Regions from separate parts of the Homo sapiens genome. Here region 1 is linked to region 2. Evidence: read pairs that join two places in POLR2A ChIA-PET (ENCODE). Cell type or tissue: GM12878. All regions are shown on one strand. Links, peaks and the distances in the headings refer to the core of each region. The heading gives the core; the rest is flanking DNA. Region 1 has its middle 49 kb from the start of AADAT. Region 2 has its middle 110 kb from the start of LINC02382.

Region 1 (10,220 bases), core at 3,409-5,908, 710 kb before region 2:
ACTCAGATCAGACAGGCATCTCTTTTTATCTGTAGAAATGTTGATGTTCCAAGTAGAAAAGAATTATGACTCTGCCTCTTGTGCAGTCCTGAACCTGGAGAGTGCTTCTCCTGTGGGGCTGCAATCAACCCGAATTGTTTCAAGAAGGCTGTCTGTATGTGCATCTATGCTGCATGCCTATGAGAGAAGCCCTAGCCATTTCCGCAGTAGTGTGCCTGGGAGAACAAGGACCCCTTTTTCAAGACCCTTTATGATCACAGAGGCTGCCTGCCTGATGGGGTAGAGGTGCAGACTTTCTCTACTGTGTCCAGCACTGCAATTGTGTCTCTGTTGTAAGAAACTTTCCACTAGTGGAACAATCTGGGACTCAAGTCCTGATATTCAGAGTCTCTTGTCCCACAGGGTGTTCCCTTGATGTGGTGCTCTCCCCCTTCCCTTAGGAATGGGATTTCCTGGGAGCCAGACTACAATGATTGTTACTGCTCTTCTCGGTCTAGCAACCCAATGGGGCTACCAGATTCTCTGCTGGTGCTGGGTAATATCTGCAAAAGATCCAGTCATATGACCTGTCTTCAAATGTCCCAGCAGTGGATACCAGCACCTGCTCTGACAAAGGTGGAAGGGGAGTGATGTAGGCTCTGTGAGATTCCTTGGTTTGAGACAAACTTATTGGGCTGGCTTCCTTAAATGCTGCTTATACTGGTAGTGAACTCATGACATGGACAGACTCAGGATCTCTGGTTAGCCAGGGTGTTGCAGGCAGTGGCGATAGCTGAGATCATGCAGCCATTTTCTCCTTCCTGGGTGCAGTGCTAGAGGTACTGTAATGGCCTGAGTTGGTTGGCCTCTAGCCAGGAGGTGGTGCTTGCAAGACAGCACCAGCTGCAGTAGTAGCAGTGGGATTTGAGCTTTCCGTAAGTTGCCCAGGGGAAGTAATCTGTTTTTTCAGGTGATTGGTGGGGCCATAAAGCTCCCAAAAGTTTATATCCTTTGTGTTAAGCTACCAGGGCTGGTGGAGACATACCACCAGGTGGGGGTAGGGTTACATGGGTCTAAGTTCAGACTCCTGGGTGGGGCAGGCCATAGCCCCTATGGGGAGAGTCATTCTCAGGCCACTGGGGCAATGTTCCAGAGGGGAGAGTAAAACTGCCTCTCCCCTCTGTGCCTCTGCACCTCTGCTGCACAGAAGAGTTCACAAAGGGAGTGGGGAGTCATGGGCAGCAGTAAGCTTCACCCAGCTCCCATGCAGTTGGAGAGGCTGGTCTTGCTCCTGCAGTGCTCCACTAACAGCGCTGGGTTTAGATCCCGGTCTGTGCACAGAACTCAGACCTGCCCCAGGCCATAAGCTTCCCACAGAGATAGAAACCACAGCTTTGAGGCCATGCTTCTCCATGTCTGCTGGCAAGGCTGGGAGCCCAGCTCTGCTCGTGTCTGTGGCTCACTTCCCACTCACCGTCCCACTCCAGGTTCTGTTCAAGGGAATTCATCCCCACTTGAGATTATGTCACAAAATTCAGTTTGGAGCTTCTTTCACCCTGCAACTCTTCCCTAAGCATGTTGCCTGACTTCCCCGAGGACCCCTGTGAGATTTAGTAAGTAATGTCTTCCCTAGGCTCATGCTGGAGACTGGGAATGCCTACAAGTACTTCCTGATGATGCTTCTACTTGTATATTGCATGCTGCTCCCCAATTCCATTCCAGCTTTGGATAGGGTTATGGCCTTCTCCTGTGGTCTGGATTTGCAGATTCCTTGGTCAGGATGAGTGCTTGGAGGCAGACTCTCTCCCCTTCTAGCAATCTGGGAATTTAGTTTTTTGCCAGTCTCATGGACTAGACTACAGCCTGCCACTTCTTTCCTGGTAAGTTTCTGTGGTGGCTCTTGAAAAAAGAAATTCACAGTGTTACTCTCTACTGACTATTCTGTCCTTGCAAGTGGGAGAGGCACAATAACTCTGCCTCCTATCCACCATCTTGAAAAAAAGACAAGGGAGTCTATAGCAGATATATGGGTACTTAGGGACTGCATGGCCTGGGTTACATTGTGAGAGTAATCAGGGATATATACATAACATTTAGTTTTAATTAACACACAAGTTATGCCTTGGATGGCAGTTAAGATGACCAGGGCCATACAGTTTTGCAAAGTAAGGCATCCAATTTGGGTAGTTTCTTTAGTGAGAAGAGTAATAGCATGGCAGGTATCATTGAAGGCTGCAGCCATAGATTTAGCCAGGGCCTCAACTTGTAGCTCTATATCTATTGTCACTGCTTGACAGCCCACAAACACTCAGGTAAGGAGAGGCCAGCCTCAGGGATGGGTGGTTTGTGAGGGATGCCATTTTACTTATCTCAAGTCTGGAGAGTATAATACCCTCTGTCTTCATGTTCCATAGACAGAGAAGCCATCCCTTGATCAACTGTCTCCCCTTCTATCTGAACCAATTTCCCAGCTCTGCCAATTCTTTAGTGGTATAATCCTGCATTGGGGTTCACTGCAGTCTTTCAGGTGGGGGCAAGTCTTGTGGAGCTACTCCCTGTATGCACAGTTGGTCTGCTTTTATCTTGGTGGTGACAACTGGACATGAAGAGAGGAAAGGAACCTCTATAGGCTTGTCCCAGTCCTCACTGTCCTTCTCACAGTTTCTCTCTATGGGGTTCCAGGACTTAGGGTCCCAGAATTATTTAGTCATAATAGCCCTGACTTGTTGATGTGGCAGCTGGCGACCCTCTGAATGACCCACCTGACAAGCCAGGGTTTACCTTTTGTCATCCTGCGCCCAAAGGTCTCCAATGTTTTAGCCTGAGCTAAGCTGGTATCTCTTTCTAATCTCATCCATTTTATAAGTGAGTCACCCTTGCCTGTACCACAAACTCAGTCTCTGGCTGCTTGGAGCACAGTCAGGAGAGGCTAGCCAAGTGTGGCTGTGATGGCTTGGGCATCTGACTTTCGCTTAGTTGGATTAACCCCCTGCAACAGCTTGTCCAGATCCTTTGGCATTGTTGGAGTGTCCTCATACTCAGGCAGTGGGACCCATCCATCTATTGGGCCCCACATAGATGTAGATGGCCAGCCTGAGATTCCCCCTGAGGATCTCCCCTTCCTGATCCTATCCTTTTGGCACTCATGGGATATTCTCTGACCTCCTGGCTGGGCTTGGCAATTGTTGGACTGGACCCCTATTGACTCCAACAGGGATGGCACTGTGTCTGAGAGGCCAAAGAAGACACCTGGAGACAGTGAACGAGACATAGGGTTTATTATGGGTAACTTACATACAGGGGCAGTTCAGTGGAGGTAGGCTGGACAGGAGAACTGCTGCTGTTCATAAATGCAGCAGTTTATATAGCATTTTCACTTAGCACCCTCTACCTAGCAACCTACATCTAACTCAAAACAAAGGGCTCCGATCCCCTGTTCGTCCTGTATTCCAAGGGATGGGGCCGAGATTTCATAGAGAAGGAGTGAACCTCTGGGTTGGCCACTCCCAGATTCCTTAGCTCAGAACTCTGAACACACATTCTTTGTATGGTCATTGTCAGGGTGTGCTTAAGTTATTGCTGTCAGGTGCATCTGCCATACACACACTAACTATAATATTTATTTTTAGCCTGGTTGTGCCGCTAATATTGCTATGTTTCTTTAGGTGATGTAAATTAACTTAATTCCTCTTTGGAAAATTAGGGAGCTTTACTTGAGACGAAATATTAAATATTTTTTGGAAATGAGTTTAAAAATAAATGCTCAAAAATCATAAAAGCTATTAAAATGATGTTTGATATACACTGATTTAGAGGGTAAGAAATCAAGTGGAATTAATTAGTTGCTCAACTCTAAAAGACTCACTAATAAAGAGGTAATGAAATGTTCATGGTGAAATGTTTCTTTTACACCAATTTTTTATGCTGAGATAGGTTCAGCTGGGATGCATGCACAGCTGAGAGGCAGTGAGGCATATGGGAAGCATGTGAGTTTTGGAAGACAGTCCTGGATTTAAATCTGCAATTTAGAGATGTGTCTGGGTAAATCACTCACAGCCTCCAAATTTCGGTTTCCTCATAGAATTTCTGCATAATAATCCCTGAATGGCAGGACTGCTGTCAGCATTTGAGGTGATATTTGCCGTTTCTTTGGTCCAAAATTTAGTACATACAAGGGACTCAATAACGATTAGATATTGTTATTAGTTGTCCAGAAAGCAATCTGCTTGCACCAGGCCTTTTGCTCCTGGAACATCCCATGTTTTTAACTTCGCTGATACTTTGTTTTGCTCTAGAGGGAGTGGAAACTAGCTTAAGGAGGTGAAAACATATCTCGTTATGAAATGGCAATTCATTTTCCTAAAACTATACAGGGAATTCAGTTTCCCCATATCTAAAAAGAGTGGGTGGGCTATGAAATATCTAAAAAGAGTGGGTGGGCTATGAAATATCTAAAAAGAGTGGGTGGTCTATGAAATGGAATGGGTTAAAGACTTCTCTGAAGGCCTTAATTTCTAATATAGCGGTTTGTATCTGCTGTGTACGCAGATGAGAGTTGTACCTAACCGAGGAGCGGGCGGTCCTTGCAGCGTGGGCTCCAGGAAAGGAAAGGAAGCCTTGACGCAGCATCATTTATGGACTTGAACACTAGGTGTCGCTCGCGCACTTGTTTTCAGCCGTAGGATTCAGAGACGGTATTTTAGGCTTAGACCCAACACTTGATTTACAGTTCTTCCGAATCTTTGCCCCACACTTATACATTGTTTTCGGATGTTTGTGCCAATCTCCTGCTAACCTATGCTCTCTGCCTGAACCTCATTCACCTGCCTCAAATTTCTGGCTTATTGAAGAACAGAACTCCTTAATTCCATTTCACTGCTTTCTAGGTCTCAACATTTTTGCTCTTCTTTTCTGAGAAGTGTTCGGCAGTATACCATATCTACACTCCCATCCATAGGCCTCTTAGTGCACCAGATCCAAAATATCTTATATAAAGGATGATATAAATATCTTACATAAAATATAAATGTATAATGTCTATAAAATATCTTTCAGTATCTTTTAATATCTAAAGTACCTTGTGTAACGATCTTATACAAAGTATGACATCTTATATAAAGTATTATATAAAGTCATTGATTCACTGAACAAACATTATTTAGTTTTGTGTGCAGCATAGAATCATCTTATGTTTTGATGTAAACACTCAAGTATTTGTTCCTGATGTATTCAGAAGAATATTTAGGGAATATGAAAATTCCCTAACACATATAAAGGATATCGTTTATCCACTGGAGTGTATAGATAGGATAATTTTTCTAAAAATATAAGATCTCTCTCTTAGAAAAGGATAAATACATTCTGTGTTGCTTCTAATGTTTGTCAGGGGAAGGAGGCCACATTGAGTTCTATTGTGAGAAAAGAAGCAGAATGAGAATGAGGTCTTTTGCATGGAAGGGATAATGAGAGTTTGGGCAGAGCAGGAAGAGACTACTAAAGAGGGGACGAAGTCAGCAAAAGGATGGACTTGGCTAGGGAGAGCCTGTATTCATGCCCCTGAGAGGTCTGAGCGTGGTTGATGACCTGGAATGGGTGTATTCTTTGTGTCCAAACCTGTGGCTCAGGGATGACCTAGCTGGGCCAGCTGTCCTCATTAAATAGTCATTATTTTTATTAAATGGAGGATCGTGCTTCATTCAAAGTCAATAACAGCTAGTATCAATGACTAAGATATTGACTGCCTAGTAGTAGCAACATCCCTGCCTACACCCAGAGATATTATCAGCCAATTACCTCATCATCTGGTTATGGGGGAATCTGTGTTCTGCGCCATGCCTTGAGCATGACACATATTTTGGCAAACCTATGTCTAGGTTTCCTTTCTGCAATACCATATGAAATAGTAAACTCGAGTGACCACTGGACTTCTAATGGGATGAGCAGTGTGGCAGAAGTTTCTGTTTTGCTAGGACCATCCTAACCTAAGAAAGTCATGAAGTAAACTCCACAGTATCGTGTATGAAATTCTATGCTAGGCATTGTAGACTAAATAGAGATGAATAAGACTTGATTCCTTATGTCTGATTCCTGTTTATGGGGCAGAATGGATACTATGGGTCCATGATAAAGTGTCAGGTCAGGAGGGGAATACATTGGGGTAAGTATTTCCCTACTTGAGACAGTAAATGCAAATAAGGTTTTGTAAGTCCCTTTACTCTTAAGGTAGGGCTCAACTCTGTTTTAATACATTTCTGACTTCTGAGTTCATTGGTTTATGTGTGAAACAAAAAGATTACTTTCTTAATTTCTTGAAAAAGTCCAATATCATCTGTAAAGTCTTTTGTTGATGTTATATGATATCACACAGAGGAAGAATTATGGGTTGGATCGTAATACTATTAGCTTGATGAGTTTCTGGCTGAACATTGAACCACACATTGCTAATCTGATATGTTTTCTGCTGGTAAATATCAGAGCCTTGTTGTGGCCCGTATTCTGTTCAATACGTTCATCAGGGATTTGGATAAAGATATGAAGGACACACTCACCAAACATGTGGATGACACAGAGTTAAGAGGGTTCATGAAAAAAAACCCTAAATGACAGAATCAGATGAAAGCGGTCCTAACATGATAGAAAGATGAACCAAACTCTAAAAGAAGTGTGATAGAGATAAACATTAAGCACTATATATATAATATATATATATATATATATATAACTTTAGTATTGTTAACCAAAATAAACTAGGTTCCTGCACTAGGCCTGACAGACCAAACCAACATAAAGTTGAACTCCAGGAGCTGAGCTTTAGTTACTGCAGGACGCTCCGTAGCCAGTTAACCAATGAAGCTGTATCCAATTCAGTTTTCTGTACACCGTACTTCTGTTTCCTATAAATGCTGTCAGATCATGTTATTAGTTGGAGTTCTCTGAACCTGCCCTGGTTCAGAGGACTGCCTGATTTGTGAATCATTTTCATTCTGTTTTTACTTTGCTTTGCTTTCCTCTGCTCAAATAAAGTCAGTTAAATTTAAATTTGGTCTAAGGTTTTTCTGTTTAACAGCATTGTTGAATCTTAACATTAGAAGTATGACAAAACAAAAACAAGCAAAAACGTAACAGAATATAATAGTTCAAAACACAATATTTGGTATTACAGTGAGACATGGTTAAATAGGTAAGGCATAAATCTCTCTCTGTGAGTTCTAGATCAGCTTATCAAGATCATTAAAATAGCAACAGCCTGAATCCTGAACTTTCATTTTGTCTCTTTGGAAACTGTATTTTTGACATTGACAGGCTTAAGGCAGCCTTATTTATTCTGAAAATAACTAGACAGAGAAGTCTTCATGAGCAAGAATATCTTAAACTTTCATGATTCCAGCTAAGAATAGCCTGTCTACAGTGTGACATATTGGCTACATTTGTCAGCCTTTTTATTCATGAGGATAGTCACACACTTTTAAGATCACCAAACAAAACCACCCTATCCATCCATTGACTTTCTTTCTCCCTTTATCACTCAAAGTGAATTCAGCATTGAATTTGTTTACCTGCATTAGGTAACAGTTTTGGAACCGGTTGCATGAGGGGAAGTAATGATACAGTTCTTTCATTCTATAATATTTTTCGTGAATCCACTGCAGTGTTTAGGGTTATCCATAGGAATGTTTAAAAGAGGTTTTCTGCAGCCGGGTGCAGTGACTCATGCCTGTAATCCCAGCACTTTGGAAGGCCGAGGCAGGTGGATCACCTGAGGTCGGGAGTTCAAGAGCAGCCTGGTCAACATGGTGAAACCCTGTCTCTACTAAAAATACAAAAAAATTAGCCGGGCGTGGTGGCGAGCACCTGTAATCCCAGCTACTTGGGAGGCTGAGACAGAGAATCACTTGAACCTGGGAGGTGAAAGTTGCAGTGAACCGAGATTTCACCAATGCACTCCAGCCTGGATGACAGAGTGAGACTCTGTCTCAAAACAAAACAAAACAAAACAAAACAAAAACTGTATCCAAGAGTAATTTTTTACTTGATTTGATACTTGAGAGATTCTCATGTATCTGAGAAGCACCTCCATCGTAAATATGTGATCCACCCCAACAACTGAAAGCATATTGGTTACAATTTTTGCAGAATTAGAGCACAGCTCATGTTCCTTCTATCTCGTTAGGCATATGGGAACATCACTCTGGATGATGATGTAATTTCACAAGTGTTGACCATTGAGGTCGCTGAGTTATCCTTAATTTCTTGTCAGCCCTTCTGTGTGATATAGGCAGTGTTGCCTCTTACATGCTCACCAGTCTCTACTCTGTTGTCCTGATTGTTGAACTTTGGTGGTGATCACCTCACTCAGATCCACACCCACCTGTTCACCTGTTTCTGAGAGTGGTCCTGAGCATTTCCAGGTTGGGCATGGTAGAGGTTCAGTGGGACTGGTGGAGATTGAGGTGGCAGTAATGGGATCCATTATTTTAAGGATAAAACTTATAAATTACAACTAACAAGACAAAAAACCCCATCTAATCTTTAAGAACAAGATGCTACAGATTTAGCAGTAATGTTTGTGAAAATGTCTTAGGGGCTATAAAGAAGAATATTCTCAAATGAATCAACTGTAATGTAGCAGCAGAAACATCAATATGTTAAACAATATTAGTGGAAGTGAATTTGAGTGAGTGAGTGGGTGTAATCCTCCTCTTGTGAGTTGATCAGGCCACACCTGGGAACTGCTTTCAGGTTTTAGCAATATGCTTTTCTTTCAAAAATAACATTGATTATTTTTATTACAAAGTAATATATTATCACTGTAGAAAATCTAGAAAGCACAGAAAAATACATCAATTAAAAATAATCTATAACCCCGCTGATCGGATAGAATCATTAACATTTTGTTATGTCTTCTTTCAGATATATGCACACACACATAAATACATATGTACATATGATCACATTTTGTTTTGTCATCTTTTATCCCCACTTGACAACATATCTCAGTTTCTCAGTTAAGTGACATTCTGTTGTCTATTCAAACACTTTTAAAATTTATCATATAGGTATACTACACTATTATTCTTAAATATTAGAAGTAATGCTATGATGCACATTATTACAGATAAACATTTGCTTATATTCCTGAACATTTCCCTAAAGAAAATTCTTAGATGTGTAAATTCTGGATAACAAGAGTATTGGCATTACTCTTTAAGAGAGACATGGACAAACCAAGGTATGTTCAGAATAGTGACTTTATTTATGGACTGGAAACAATATCATTTGAGGATAGTTGCAAGAGAAAAAAATGGAGATTCAAAACTTTTCACATATTTCAGTGCTTGTCATTGAAAAGAAGAATTATATAAGTCAAAAATACATTGTTTAGTACCAGTAGCTTGAAGCTACAGGAGACAGATGGTACAGTACCATGTGAAATGCTTGTTACTGTCAGAGCTATTAAAAGTGAATTAGGGCGAGGGTGACTCAAGGGGAAGAGAGTGGCCTGAACTTGGAGGTACTGAGTATAGGCCAATAGCCATTTAAATGTGGCCAAGGGGATTCAGAGGCTAAGCGTGGATCTTACTAAGGCTAAGGACTTTTTTATTATTATTATTTTTATTTTTTGTATTATACTTTAAGTTCCAGGGTACATGTGCACAACGTGCAGGTTTGTTACATATGTATACATCTGCCATGTTGGTGTGCTGCACCCATTAACTCATCATTTACATTAGGTATATCTCCCAATGCTAGCCCTCCCCCTCCCCCCACCCCACGACAGGCCCAGTGGGTGATGTTCCCCACCCTGTGTCCAAGTGTTCTCATTGTTCAATTCCCACCTATGAGTGAGAACATGCGGTGTTTGGTTTTCTGTGCTTGCGATAGTTTGCTCAGAATGGTGGTTCCAGCCTCATCCATGTCCCTACAAAGGACATGAACTCATCCGGCTAAAGACTCTTCTAACGCTCTGAGTCAATAATTTGTCCTAAGTGGAAAATCTTAAGAAATGAATACCTGATGAGTTTTGTTTTTATGTTTTATTTCCATAGGTGTTTTTGGGAACAGGTAGTGTTTGGTTACATGAATAAGTTCTTTTGTGGTGATTTCTGAGATTTTGGTGCCCCCATCACCCGAGCAGTATACACTGTACCTAATTTGTAGTCTTTTATTCCTCATCTCCACCCAGCATTCCCCCCGCAGTCTCCAAAGTCCATTGTGTCATTCTTATGTCTTTGCATCCTCAC
Region 2 (10,220 bases), core at 2,989-5,488:
AAATACTAAAGGACGTGTTAAAGTGCAGTAAGAACTAGATGAATTGGAGCAATGTTTAAACAAAGAAACCTCTCGGATTGTTTTGGGCTTTATTTTTAAAAACGTGAGAATAAATAGAAAGACCACCCAAATGAGAATAATTTAGAGCTTACTATAGCAAGGAAGTCAGCCACCATCACTTCTACAAGGGAAGAGATTCAAGGGCAAGTAGGGAAGTGTGAAAGTTTATAGTGAGAAAAAGTAAAATTTTCAGCTTTGAGAGATTTCATAGAATTTAATGCTTCTGTGTAACAGACAAGTTTCGGAGTACTCTTACTAAGTTTCTGAAGTGTTAGTCTAAGGCAAACAGCACTTTTCTGGTCACAAAAGAGTAGTATCAAGCGGGGGCTCAGGGAGAACTAGAAAAAAAAAACTTGCTTATGGAATTGTTCATGACACTAGGTGCCAACCAAGGTCTTACATTTTCTCAGTGGCATATTTGAATTTCGTTATGTTTTTCCAGGTGGCTTATTACGATATGAAGGGTATCAAATTAAAATTTAGAAGTAATTACAGATTAAGTACCACATTACAGTGATTCTACTTTAATTCTAAATTAAAAACTCTCAAATTTAGAATCTGATCAATAGATTGTAATAACTTACTCTTTTTCTGGGAGAGAGGCTGCCCACATTCCTTGGCAATTGGCCATCATCCCCCGATATCAAAGGAAATAATGATGTGTCTTCCATAGCCACATCCCTTTCTGAATATCTTCTGCTTCCCTCGCTAACATTTAAGGATCCTGTGAATATATTGGGCCTACCAGGGTAATCCAGGATACTCCCCCTATTTTAAGGTCAGCTGATTAGTTCCCTTAATTCCCCCTGCAACTGTCATTATCTTTTGCCTTGTAACCTAACGTATTCATAGGTAACAGGGATTAGGATGTGGACATCTTGGAGTAGGAATATTATTCTGCCAACCATACCCTATTACATTTTCATTTTCTGTGGTCATATCGCAGAACAGGAAGGAGTGTTTTTTAGTCAAGAATCCAAGGTTTATAGTCAGGATCTGGAGGATAGAGAAAATCTGTGGGTTATTTGAATACTTACAGCTGTGTTTACACTGAGGAAGAGGTTGAACGAAGTTGGGGGTGTTTAATTAATGTAGAGAGTGTAACACCTGTATATACCAGGCTCTAACAGTCAAGTCAAATCTAACAGAAAATGAAAATGTTAATTATTTATATTTATAGTTAGTTCACCTTGAGTGTTTAAAATAGGCTCTTGGATACTTTTTTCTACCTTAGAGAATGCGCATTGATTTCAATAGAGGGTTTTTGTGTTTTTCTTTTGTAATATAGGACAATCTTTTTTCCAGTGTCTTTTCTTTTCAGAATATCTATGAGTGTTCTTGTTAAGAAGGGTTAAAATGTGGGCCACATAGTATAGCTGTTCAAGCTGCAGGGTTTTATGTTTATTTTAGGTCCTGACTTTTTTATTTGTTATTGTTCTAAAGCCCTTTCAAAATGTTTTTCAAGTCATTGTATTTCAGGCAAAGGGGATATTTCTTAATCTAATTTATATGTCTGAATTAATTTCAGATTTAACTTCATTGACAAATAGAGATAAAAGGGCTGCCGCTATATTGCCACCTTATTTAACTTCTAAATCTTGTGGGAAAGTAGTTTTTAGTCTATCCCCAAAATCTACTACAGTTTCATGTTTCTGAGTCAATATTATTAAATTATGGTGCTGTCAATTTTTATTAGAGATGATTTAGGTGTAGTTTTTAGGAAAATTTGCCCTACCCTTCGGGTCTTTTTGACCCTTAAGTTTATTGTGGGGAAAAAAGTATCTTTTAGGTTACCTTCTGGGACAGTCCAATCAGATTTTGCCCTCCAGCATTTAGCAGCCCAGTTTCTGGCCAATGTGTGTGCAAGTTGGTTTTGTAGTGACTGGGCTGTTAAGCTAGCTCAGACAAGAAGCCGACAGGATCTATGCCTTTGTTCCATGGTGTGCTTCTCCTTATGACAAACAACATTTTTACTCAGCACGATGCAAAATGGAAGCACACAGAGAACAAAAGGGATGAGAAGAAATGACCTGATTCCATTACAGATACCTAACAAATGAAAACCAATAAAAAATCCAGAAACCAATTGAGAATAAGTAGCTGAGAAACTCAATGCAAAGAGAACAGAGTTCAGACCTGTGGCTGACTTTCCTCTTTGGCATGGACTCACCAAGCCAGGAGCAGCAAGGCTCAAGGGTCCTCCCTGGGCACTATGCCTCTGGTTGAAGGCTGGGGTCTACAGTAATGAGAAGTGCAAACCTTGTCTTGGTGCAGCTTCAGAAAGAAACTGCAAAAACAAGCAAAGACTATTGATATAAAAACAAATAAAGCTTATTTAGAGTTTGTTATAGCAAGGGAGTTGGCCAGCATTACAAGACTTATTGGCAGGCAGGAGAGTGGGAAAACCTTATAGCAAGAAAAAAGTAAGTCATAAGATACGTTTGGTAGGAATGGTAAAGCTGAAATGGAATAATTAGAAAACGGGTATCTTATGTGATTGGTTTGGGGAGTGTATTTGGCTTTCTATTGTTGTTTCTACTTGTAAGTGGGGACAAAAAGCAGAGAGGGTGAAAGTGATACCAGGTCTTATCTGTTTGGGAAATAAACCTACAATTGCCAACCTAATAATTAAGATTTAAAAATGTATGGTCACTATACATGACTCATTTGCTCTTCACATTTGGCCAACAGGCACACTAAATGGGGGTTTAAAAAGAATCAACATCCATTTACCTTTTGCATCTTTAATGGTGAAACTTTTTCTCTGCAATTCCTCCAGAAACTAGATATTGCTTTAGCTTGATTGCCTTGCTGGAATAAGAGTAGTTCCAGATGCTTCCACCTCGCCCTTTGTACCTGATTTTTATAATTTCACATCCTTTGTTCTCAATCGAATCAGAAAACCCATTTATATTACAGGATCTCTTTCTATCCTCTTAAGCCCATGGACAATAGCTACCACAAAAAATTGTTCAATGATTCTGATATTCTCCCTTACCATTACGTTTCAAAAAAAAATCTAAGATAGTATTTCCAAATCTTCAGAGTATAGTCAGTAGATGGATGAGCATATTTAAGCCAATAGGCACATTTTAATATTTCCATCTCCCATAATCTTCATGTCTTCCCCTGTAAAATACCCAGGAAGGTCTCCTAATTTAACCCTGTTTATTATATGAATTATTGAGTCAAAGATTTAACCGGCCAGATGACTAGATTATAATGCCACTCCTAGAAAATTGAGCACAACATGATATATGTTTATCCTGGGTGAATGCACCTTTGCCAATATATATTTATGAGGTTTGAGCCTTAAGTTTTACTCCAACACATACTCCCCAGTATATAGCTGAATATCAATTGATATCATCTTATAACTCCTTAAATATGTAGGCTATCTCCTTTTTAAGAAGACCTGTGTTACTGTGTCTGGGCTCTATTAGTACTAACATTTAATTATGGGCCTGAATAAAATGAGATGTTGTTGGGGATGGAACCTGAGGAGAAATGGAATCAGCTTGTAAGGTTAGTGCCCCAAAATATCATCACCAAAAGCTTTTATGTTGATGATGGATGAATCTTTCAGACCACATTGGGAGTGACAGGGCTGCATCTACCAGTAATAGAATTTGAGGGGAATTTGGAGGATCAGATTTTATACATTATTTATGTCTACTTATCCCATATCTATGGATATCACTTCTTTCTCACCAATACTCTTACCTTGGCATAAGTGGCATCCTTGAATTAAATATTTCATAGGATTCCTCTTGTCCAGCTAATCATGCTTTAGGAATGGTTTCAAGCCCTAACTTCCCTGTGATTACGAAAATTTCATTATGTCTTTGGGCTCTCAACCCATATTCTTGTATATTTATAGGTAGTAAGTTTTCTTTTCCCCTATAGATTATCTCTAAAGCTATAGTAAGAAGCACAATGACTACACGTTCTTCACTTCCACTGTTGTGGCCACTGCAACTGTGTCATAGCAATACACCTTGTGCTAAGATTTGTGATAACTTCAGAAAACATGATGCCACCTGATCTTATGCATTAGCCAGATCCCCTTAGCAAACAGGTCATTCTCATGTTTCTCCAATACATAAGCAACAAAATTCAATGATCTTATTTTGATAATCTGTTTTCTGTGGCCACTTTAATATCAACTAACGTATCAGTAAGGGTCCCAGTAGGAACAGATGGTGCTCTCAAATTAAGGTAATTACATTTATTAAAGGAACTTTAACAAATATATAGGAAGGATTTAGGTAAAACACAAACTAAAGTCTAACATGCCAGGACTTGTAAAGCAGAGATACTTAGTATCCCTTGCCTGAAAGAATGAGGGAGAGGAAAGAGTCTTGAAAAGTGGAAGGAGCGAGATATATGGAGATAGCTTGGAGAGCAGTGACTTTCAGTCAGGAGACACAGTCAATAAGAGGCAATGGCACAGAGAGATGGTTGAGAGAATTAAAATAATGACATCATTCTCCTCATTGTCTGTGGTTTCCTGTTATCAAATAGAAACTAAAAGAAAGAATGAAAGTTCACTACCTGGCTCACAGAATGGATTGGAAGAAGGTGGATATAAATTTGAAAGGGCAATTGGAAGGCAATCTAAACACAGAGTTTATAAAATACATTTTAGGTAGACTTATAAATTCTAAATGACATTTTAAAATAAACCAACAATATTCACTCACATGGCCACGTCTAGCTTCAAAGAAAACTAATGATTATATGTTCTTTTATCTAAGTAGTAATTTGACTCCTTAAATATCTAAAAACTCCCTCTTTCTCTTCATCTTACTCTTTCTTTCCCTTCCCTTGAAATGCAAGGATTTGTGGTAATGTCACGCTAGGGCAGAGAATATGGTCAAGATAGAGAGGAAGCCTACATCAGACCAGAAAAAGTGGTTAGGGGCTGAGGAGGGAGAGAGGACATGCAGGGCTGAAGTGATCAGAATTGAGAGGGCAGCTGAGGCTTACGAGGCCAGCAGGCCTAATGGGGCCAAAGTGGAGGGATTTGGGTTGAGGAGATAGGAGGTGTTTGGAGCCAGTGGGCATGGTGTTGAGGAGGTTGTCAGGACTGTGGAGGTAGCTTGTGTGATCAGGAGTTTGATTACATAAGGGAGTATGAGCACTTAAGTACATATAGTGAGAGTAATGGGATGAAAGTTTCTCATCACCAGGGAATGAGGTAAAAATATGAGATGGAAAACAGCTAGAATGAACCCTCTTGAGTTCAGTTGGAATTAGACGTATTTGTATAAATACATGGTTTGGGATATCTATACAGATATATTAATGGATCAATAGATACAGGTAGAGGCACATATATACACAAAGAGATATATGGCAAATGAATAAAAAATAAATTAAGAAAAAGCTTTTCATTGCAGTAGGATGCCAACTCATAAATTTAGAATGAATGAGGAAATTAGAAAATCACCATTTAGTAGCCATCATAGGAATAATCAGCTCATGAGAATCATCAAGGGATGCCAATACTAGTGGGCAGAATTATCTCCCCCAAGTTACGTATTAATTACAAAGGAGGTTGCAATAAATTTATAATGGAGAAACCTGTGAGAAACTACCTTTACTACATGATTAAAGCTAATAACAGCCATGAGGAAAATAGAAATTATGTGCCCCTTGATGCCATCCAATGAGAAAACCAAAGCATTGTGTCTGTGATATCATAGCCAAAAATATACAACCTGAATCCAATGATAAGAAAACATCAGAAAAACCGAATTTGAGTGCATTCTGTGAAAGAGCTAATCTGTGTTTTTATAAGTCAGTATTAAATAAAGGAAAAATAGGAACTATTTCATATTAAAGGGTATTAAACAGGAACAGCACCATATGTAGTAAGTGAATCTAAATCAGATCCTGGACCAGAAGGAAAAAATACGTTTTAAAGGCATTGCTGACTTGTTTAAGAGTAATGGGATATCATCCCCCATATAGACAAAATTTAAAAATCATTAAGAGCCATATATATACACATATGTACACACAGGTACTTATACCTACATGCATATATAAGTGGAGGGAGGAGGAAAGTGGGAGATAAAGAGAGAATGTGGTAAAATACTAGCACTGGGGAAATTTGAATTAATGCCGTTGGGAGGGAGCTGGAACTCCTCTTTGGGGCCTGTGGAACCCCGTATCCCCAGATTTTTTTTAAAAAAATTGAGTTCCTTCAAGGGAAATTCCAGGCACCTCGCTAGCCTTAAAAAGTCAATGAGCAACTTGCTAAGCAAGAAGGTGATAATAACTTAAAACCGTAGCCAGGGAAGTTAGCCACAAGAATGTTTAGTTCCCCTGAAGAAACTAAAGATTACATCTTGACATTATATGGAAGTTCTGTGCTCCATTCTTGAAAAGTTTTTGTAAGTCATGTCAAAATGAATGATTGGAAGAAAGAAGACATTTACTTGTTGAGAAGTGAGAGGCAAGTAGCAATCTCTGTAACCCTTACATCTCAATGATAGATGCCTATCAGTTCCTGGGCTTCCTTAATGTGTTCATTTTTTTCTGTTTTTCTTTCCTAGCTACAATGTCATATTGTGTCTTAGTATGACTTTAAATAACTTTTAGAGAATTAAGGAAAAATGATGACAGCAGAAAGATTTAAATCCCTCTGGACTATCACACAAAACCAGGCCAAAGAACAAATGGGAAAACCAAAAACTCAAGCAACCACCATATATTGCATCATCTGTAACAATTATGAAATAAACCACCTCTTACCTTTCAGAGTGCTAATGGGGGTCCTTTGCTGAAGGCAATGGAAACTCTGATTTCAACAGGAAGACTTCATGAGTATAGGGAAGCTTAGGGAATAGCCTGCAGAGACAGAGAACCAGCAAGGAGACATATGAAAGAACATGATCCACCATCTTAAGAATCCATTCTGCTGAAAAATCATTGCTGCTTAGTCTCAGTGGTGCTAGAAAACAGATACTAAGAACTCAATCACAGTGGTCTTAGAAAAACCAAATACTTCTATCATTATGCTTCTAGAAGCTTCTGATTTCCATCTCCCAGTCACTGCCTCAGATTGCTCGTGTATTTATCTAAGCCTTACTTTGGTGTTCCCATTTTGTAAAACGTAATCTCACATAGTGCACCACCTGCAAGGGAGCAAAGAAAGTGTATATTTGCTTTCTCAATTCAATAGTACAGGAAAGAAAGCTAGAAATGGTTTGAATGAGTGTGAAGCAAGGGTATCTATAATATCTGTCATAATTTGATCTAAATAAAAAATGGAGTCTGAGCATGGTGCCTCATGTCTGAAACCTCAACACTTTTGGAGGCTGAGGAGGGGGGATTGCTTGAGTTCAAGACCAGCTTAGGAATCATAGGGAGACCTCGTATCTACTAAAATAAAGTAACATAAAATAAAAAAATAAATCTAAAGGGATCAAAGACTTCCTTTTTGAAACTGACATTATCGTAGTCTCTCTTCTGTTTGGATAATACAAATATAAATGAACATGAAGTCGTATAGTTTTATTGAGGAAAGGAAACACAAAGATTACCAATCCAAACTGTATAATTTTTTAACAACATACAGAAACAGAAACCCAAACAAGATCAATAATATTTCAGTGCTACCCACTTACACGTGGCAAGCTAGCTAGAATAAGCCTTACTAAGAATCTTACTAAGATTTCCTATCTGAATGCCACAAAAGACTGAATCTAAACTTGTAAGATGATATTTTTACCTTCATGTCAAAAATGGAGGAATCTTTTTCTTTTTCTCTGAGTTTTCACACTTAACATTGTGTATTTAAATAATTAAGTAGCATGAAAAATTCTGTTTCTATCAATCACTGTGAAAGTTGTCATGGTACAGTGAATTTTAGAAATATGTGAATAGTCTTCCTTGAGATTGCTCCCGGCACGGGTACGCCCCCTGCCGACTGGGAGAGTGCACCACTTCCACAGGCAACATTTTATTTTCTGCTGCTTCTCCCTAGGCTTATCATGAATAGCTCTTGGAGTCTGAGACTTTCAAAGTCAGCCCTGTAAGATCTACGCTAGTGCCAGGAAGTAGTGTTCTAGGAGCCAGTGCCATCACAGAAGACAAGATATGATCACTTTGCTTAATTTATCTCTTATTGTCTGTGGCAATTAATGATTTCTCAAAATATATTTTTCTTTCTTTTTGTTTTGTTAGTATTTTGGCAGAGATAAGAAAATATACGTCCTTTCAAACTGCCAATTATATTTTATCTTTCCACTTGGTTGTCTGATCCTGTAGCAACGAGGTCATAACCCATTTTAAAATTAAACGTTGGATCTTGACCTGAATTTTACTACTAGAAGAAACTTTAAATTTATCACTTTTTGTTCCATGGCTTTTTGTTGATTTCTTTTTTGAGTGAGTTGCCACAAAGCAGGTGTAACAGCAAGTGGTCAGTCCACTCAGCATATAGGTTTAGTCATAGTCAAAGAAGATGAGAAGCATTGTATTAGATTTTGACATTAAATATTCCCAGAAGGACAGTTCACATTTTCCTGTCTGAAGAGGTATTACTTATGAGTGCTTCAATTTTTATTGTAATCCTTGATGCAGCTCAAATCAACAGAAGGATAGCTTTAGGAATGAAAGATGGAGTTTGCACTAGCATTGTCTGATATTCACTCAACCTCAGATTGACAGTAATAGATTGTTACTAGGGTGTGCAGAGTTCACTGCAAAGAATTATATGTCTTTTCTGTCCTTGGCTGTGAAGTTAGGCTACGTCCACAGAATTTAACTTTTTATTAGTTTTCAGAACATCACTTTAAAACTATGTTAAACTATAATACAAGATCTGGAATATTATCCTTGCCTTTTATTAAATTTTCCAGTTTACAAGGTAAATAAGAAATCATTGAAATTAAATTCAAATAGTTAAAGGTTTTCTAATTTTGGTAAAGAAAAAAATTGTAACAGCTCACTGCATTGTGCTACAAAGAGTAGAACAAGGGCAAACTGAATACAGTTCCCTAATCGCAATTCTGTACATTTAACAATCAAATGTATTAATTTGCTTTAGTATACTTATTCTTTATGCACAGCTGCAAGCATATATTTTTATGGATTCAATAAATGAAAAAGAATACAAGCAGTATTGTAATGAAAAATATTTATTTATATAGTGTTATTTAAATGATAAAACATCAAGTTATTGCATTTAAAGTATTGAAATTCTAGTCCTTGGCAGGTTGTTTAGCTATATATTATTTAGATTTTTATTTGTTTATTTGTAATATAAAAGTGGTTAACCTAGATTGATATTTATTGTGTTTTTGTTTTTGAAATTATAAATATTGTCATTTTACATATGTGAATTACAGTAAAATATATTAAATTATGAATATAATCAATTTCATCCACTGCCTTGAACTCCCTAGAGAATAAACTGAACAATATTATAAAGCGTTTTTGCATAAATTCTAAAGAGTTCCAAATTATAAATCACTTTTATTCCCAAAAGTATCATTTTAATGCAATTTATTAAATAATAACAGAATCTAAGTTGAGTAATAATGTCCCCTACTCATTTATGTCACATTTTAATTTTAAAAAGCTGGCAAACTATATTATCATTAGTGTACAAGTCTCTAGGTCATGGACTATGGCAAATTCATAAATATGTTTGTAATTCTGTTTTAGCTTTTTAAAGATTGATTAGAATGCCACACAACAACATCTAAGTGTCGTTAATATTTTCAAAAAGTATATATTAAAGAATTATTTACCAAGCCTCCTGTATGTGTATATATGTATGTACATATACACTTACATACGTATATATGTGTGTAATAAAAATATAGTGATATTTATTAATATTTGAGAATGTTGACTTCCAAACCACTAAATAAAACTAGCAAAGTATAATTTTTCTCAGTATTATTGAGTATCACCAAATGGCATTTTGGGAATTTTTATGGGTTTCTAAAAATATCTCATTCTATGTTACCTGTAAAATTTTACTTTTGAGTTCACTATAGTTTGAGTGTTATTAGAAAGTAGAGGAAGTGTCCTCACCGTGCACTTTACATTGAAATGGATTGGGGAAAATATGAAACCTGAAAAAAAAATGGACTTCCATGTGATAAAAAGAAACTCTTGATTTGCATCACATATCAACA

The links. ChIA-PET counts read pairs that join two places held together with the same protein. Peaks named below come from ENCODE experiments on the same cell type or tissue, not always from the same donor. Only the 100,000 strongest peaks of a DNase experiment are listed, where the experiment ranks them.
Region 1: POLR2A ChIA-PET joins it to region 2 with 5 read pairs; 1 of 35 experiments calls an interaction of 5 or more read pairs at or near these places.

What each region holds. Positions count from the first base shown.
Region 1 is chr4:170,134,157-170,144,376 of GRCh38, forward strand. No RefSeq gene overlaps it. Among named protein-coding and RNA genes, the nearest start is that of AADAT, 49 kb to the left of the region's middle. RefSeq lists silencers at 4,482-4,776, 4,547-4,696. In GM12878, for the core only: a CTCF peak has its summit at 4,630 (motif pointing right); a DNase peak (open chromatin) is centred at 4,675.
Region 2 is chr4:170,845,621-170,855,840 of GRCh38, forward strand. No RefSeq gene overlaps it. Among named protein-coding and RNA genes, the nearest start is that of LINC02382, 110 kb to the left of the region's middle. In GM12878, for the core only: no CTCF peak of the experiment used is centred there; a DNase peak (open chromatin) is centred at 4,551.